2 separate regions of the Homo sapiens genome follow, and region 2 is linked to region 1. Evidence: chromatin loops called from intact Hi-C (ENCODE). Cell type or tissue: Calu3. All regions are shown on one strand. Region 1 overlaps KIAA2012. Region 2 overlaps KIAA2012.

The links. A loop is a pair of places that touch in the nucleus more often than their neighbours do. Peaks named below come from ENCODE experiments on the same cell type or tissue, not always from the same donor. Only the 100,000 strongest peaks of a DNase experiment are listed, where the experiment ranks them.
Region 2: a loop joins it to region 1, with 3 times the contacts of the local background. A loop is called at or near these places in 5 of 110 quality-filtered maps.

The regions. Positions count from the first base shown.
Region 1 is chr2:202,157,728-202,160,227 of GRCh38, reverse strand. The region is part of intron 14 of KIAA2012; the gene reads right to left. Among named protein-coding and RNA genes, the nearest start is that of KIAA2012-AS1, 42 kb to the right of the region's middle. In Calu3, no CTCF peak of the experiment used is centred here; a DNase peak (open chromatin) is centred at 1,207.
Region 2 is chr2:202,103,130-202,105,629 of GRCh38, reverse strand. All of the region lies in intron 8 of KIAA2012, which reads right to left. The region is part of intron 3 of KIAA2012-AS1 (KIAA2012 antisense RNA 1); the gene reads left to right. Among named protein-coding and RNA genes, the nearest start is that of KIAA2012-AS1, 13 kb to the left of the region's middle. RefSeq lists an enhancer at 1,156-1,245. In Calu3, a CTCF peak has its summit at 1,168 (motif pointing left); a DNase peak (open chromatin) is centred at 1,169.

The DNA.
Region 1 (2,500 bases):
TTCTGCAGCTAGAACAAAGAAGTACAACTAGGTACACAGGAACAGAACAGACAGACCTCATAGATCTCTGATATTGTGGGGATTTTTGGCTTTGAATCCTAGCTCCCTCTGCTGCCAGCCATGTGACTGGTCATCTCTGAGCCTCGGTTTCCTCATCTGCACAGTGGGGATCAGCACAATTACTGGGAAGGGTGACAGGAAGATTATACAAGGCTCAATATGTGAGGGGCCTGGCCCTTAGCAGGGATCAGTGAATGTTCCTTTCTCCCTTATGAATTGAGTCCTTTACAGATGTGAACATTCTTTCAAAACTATTAGTTCATGTAATTCTTGCTTCACTGTTGAGAGGCAGGTATGGAGTTCCCAGTATTATTATTATTTTTTTGAGACAGACTTTTGCTCTTGTTGCCCAGGCTGGAGTGCAGTTGTGCGATCTCAGCTCACTGCAACCTCCGCCTCCCGGGTTCAAGAGATTCTCCTGTCTCAGCCCCCTGAGTAGCTGGGACTACAGGCACATGCTACCATGCCCGGCTAATTTTTTATATTTTTAGTAGAGACGGGGTTTCACCATGTTGGCCAGGCTGGTCTCGAACTACCTGAGGTGGTGATCCACCTGCCTTGGCCTCCCAAAGTGCTGGGATTACAGGTGGGAGCCACCATGCCCTGTCAGGTCCCAGTATTATTATTTCTGTTTTATTAAAGAGAAAATGGAGTCTCAGAAGCATCACAAGGTCACTTAGTATCAGAGTGTCAGAGAAGTACCCCTTGCCCCACCCAGGGCTTCCCAACTACTAGTCTGACACTTTAATATTGATAATATTATACTTAATTCTGTTTTTTTTTTTTTTGGAAATAGAACACACTCATACATATTTTTTCCTGGGAATATTATTCAAGTGTCCTGGCACCATTAAATCTTGAGACCAGCTCGTGATCCCTCTACAACTTTCCTGCCAAGTGGTCATCAAGGCACGTTTAAATGATTGTGGAGACAAGAACTTATCTCCTAAGGCACCCTGCTCCATCTTTGGATGATGTCCTAAGCCAAGCATTATTTTCCTGTTGTATGTGAAATCCACAGGTTTCGGGGCAGCCCCCTTCTGCTTCGTGGGATGCATGTACACCTGCCCACATACGTAATGCTTGGGACTGGTCTCAAAACAGGTGGGGCAGCTCTAACTCCAGGCATGGCTGGCTGTTGTCCGTGTTCAGGCCAATTCCTCTACCTTGCATTTGAGGGCACTATATGCTAACTGTGTGGGAACTGCGAGGTGGAAGCTTATTTCTCATTCTTCAGATGTTCTGGGCATAACATACACATCCTTTGATATCAATGTGGAGTATAAGGATATTCAATTTGATATCTAGCATTAATAGGCATTATTGCTATTTTCTTCCCTACTACCATGACCTAACCCTGATAATTTAAAAAGTCCCTGAAAAAAACCTCTATCCTTATTCATTCATCAATTACCATTTCTTTTTGAAAAAACACAAATTGAGTTTTTAAAAACATGGTTCAAAAAATTTTTTTTTCTTTTTTGATTTAGAAAACAGGCTGGTCTCAGCTGGGTGCAGTGGCTCACGCTAGTAATCCCAGCACTTTGGGAGACTGAGGCAGGTGGATCACCTGAGGTCAGGAGTTTGAGACCAGCCTGGCCAACATGGTGAAACCCTGCCTTCAGTGTTGTAAAGAGGTTCTTAAAATGTGAGAAGTTCACATGCAACAAATGGAAAATGAATGAATGCTCTCCTGTAGTAACGTGAGCCTGCCTCTGCCACAACATTGTGCTATTACCTGTTTCATTGTTTATCTTCCTGTTAGATTCTAGGCTCCCTGGAAGGTCAAGGATAGAGATGATTCATCTCTGTATCCTCAGTGCCTATCACAGTGTCTGATACTCAGAGCATATTTAATATATGTTGGCTGAGGGGGCCGGGCACGGTGGCTCACGCCTGTAATCCCAGCACTTTGGGAGGCTGAGACAGGCGGATTGCGAGGTCAGGAGATGGAGACCATCCTGGCTGACATGGTGAAACCCCGTCTCTACTAAAAATACAAAAAATTAGCCTGGCATGGTGGCGGGCGCCTGTAGTCCCAGCTACTTGGGAGGCTGAGGCAGGAGAATGGCATGAACCCAGGAGGGGGAGCTTGCAGTGAGCCAAGATCGTGCCACTGCACTCCAGCCTGAGTGACAGAGAGAGACTGTCTAAAAATAAAAATATGTTGGCTGAGGGGAACCGAATGATCAGTGGGAGAGAAAGCTTTATATTGTCTCCACAGAACTTGAGTGGGACTGGAGGGAAGGGCAAAATCCTGTGGGGTCAGAAAATCTTCCTGGTGCAGATGGAATGTGTCCATAGGAATGGAATTTTCTAGAAGGAGTGCTGGATGCTTAGCTAACATGATAGGCAGTGTTTTTGATTGGACAGGGCTCAGCTGGGGGCTGCAGTGAGGCTTTATAACAGATGGTTGAGCATAGGCACTGGAACTGGGCTG
Region 2 (2,500 bases), 55 kb after region 1:
CCAGAGAGGGCTATGGAACTGAAGCCTGGCATGAGAGTACCTCATTGCCTTAGCCACAGAGATTGGTTCCGGGGTGGGCACATGGCCCAAGTCTGGTCAATCGGGGTGATTTCTGCGCTTTGCAAGAGCTTTTAAGAGGCATATCCTTCCTATAGAGGTTAACAGGAAGGAGATTAGCATGGAATTGCAGGAAGACATCTTTATCACCTCATGGTAGGAGCCTGCTTCAGAGGAAAGGCTAACAGAGTTGAGAGAAAAGTACTGCACACATATTTTCTGAGGCCTGGATTCAGCCAGTCCTGCAGTTACCTGATTCTTGCATGAACAAATTCCTTCCTTCCTTCCTTCCCTTCCTTCCCTCCTTCCTTTCCTCTCTCCCTCCCTCCCTTCCTTTCTTCCTTTCTTCCCTTCCTTCCCTTCCTTCCTTCATTTCTTCCCTTCCTTCCTTCTTTCCTTTTCCTTCTGTGTCTCCCTTCCTTCCATCTTTCCTTCCTTTTTCCCCTTTCCTTTTCTTTATTTTTGCTTAACACATTTTGAGTTAGGCTCATGATGCTTTTAAAGGAGGGTCCTTATGACATGTAAATGGGGAAGAACTCCATGAATTCACTGTCTTTGTACCCGATTCCTGTGTTTCATTGTCAGTGTGTTGGTAAGCTCAGTGCATCTGGCTTTAAGAATCTGGTTCATGATGGCCTGGTGGTTTTCCTCACCTTCCTATCAGGGTCATCATGGAAAATAATCAGATCGAACCCAATCTTGTGAATAGTATTGTCTGTCTTTTTATTAAGTGTATCTTTTCATTCTGATGTTTTGATGTCTGGGACCTGACTGTCCCTCCCAGGGCTGGCCAATTCCTAGACACAGTAAATGACTCACCTGGGAACATACCTGTCATATGCACCCCAACCAACCCAGAGTTCCTGACCCTCAACAACCTCCTTTATCAAACTCTTAACATTCCCAGGCTACTATCTGCCTGCTGTAATTATCAGAGGGCCAGTACCAGACAGCAAGGGATAGCCCCTATGCTGCAGAGCTGGCTGAATTATTCAAACTAGACAATTCTAAATCTGCTTAGGCTGCTTGCTCTGCCTTGCCCATATTCCTTCTGTGAAAACCACAATACAGCCTCTTGCCTGTGCTCCCTGCCTTCTGCCTCCTGGAGGCTGGTGCGCCCCCGTGTGGCCCTGCATGGTGTGGTGTGCCTCCTCCTCTTGGAACTGTGAGTAACAAACTATCTTTTCAGTGCCAACTGTCTCCTGATCTGTTGGCCTCACCACACCTGAATAAGATGACCTGCATTTTAAAACACTGTGTTGTTGATTTTATTTATTATTATTATTTTTTTTAGGGAGCTGAGTAATTTTTTTTGGCAAGGTAAAATCTACATAGAGTGAATCGCACAGATCTTAAGTGCACAGTTCAATGAGTTTTGACAAATCTATAATCCATACAAGCAACCCAGAGTGAGAACATTTTTCATCACCCCAGAAAGTTCCTTCATGTCCCCTTCCATTGGTCTTTTAAGCTCCACCGTTAGGCATTCTTTCCAGTAAGAAGTCCAAACAGGCTTAGAACAAAATGGCTGCCTGTGTGATTCCCAGGAGTCAAACTCTCCAAGAAGCCAGTGGCAGTCTCTGCTGAAATTTCTAGAAAACTCAGAACTAGGACCCCTGTCAAAACTAGGACACTTTTTGCCCCAGAGGGCCCAGAGAAGTCCCTGGAGCAAGAATGTGTCTTAAACAAGAGTACTATGGAATGAAAGGAAAGTCAGAAAGAGTTTTTCCTTGTGACACAGGATGAGAGGTCACTCAGAAGCCTCCCCTAAAAAGCCCACGTCGCCAGTTGGAATTGAACTCCTTTGCTCATATTCTCTTAGAACTTTGCTTAGAAGCACATAATCTCTGCTGTGGCAAAGATTATAGAGGTCATCCCTTACAAAATAACCTAATTCAAAATCAGGAAAATGACTTTTTGGATAAACTTTTATCTTTCTTTTATAAAATGGAGGTGTAAAGATTCCAGTGTCCTTTTTACCTTGGCTGCCAGGAAACTCAGCTAAATCCAGTACTTACTTCAAACCATGAATTCATCTCAGATGTCTGATAACATCTATTTCTCTACTCCTTTTACCCAGGTTTTTTTTTTTCCAATTTCAATTTTAGTTGTCTTGTTTTATACAATTATTTTTTTGTAAGCTGCCTGAAAAATTCTTGCCCTTTTATAACACCTATGGTGCATTGGACTTACTTATGTAAATACCTGTCTTCCTTTCTCTTCCACAGCTTAACAAAATGCATTGCTTAATGAAGGGTATAATAAATATTTTAAAAATCCAATTGAATATGATCAGAAGAGATCTTCTTCTAGATTTTATCCTTTTTCCTTCTTTAAAAAATATTCTCTGAAGGGGATGACCATAGGGAACGTCAGCCATGATGTAGGAGCATGTAGAAGTGGCAGGACCCCCCATCCCAGGCTCTCCCTCAGGAGTGCCCAT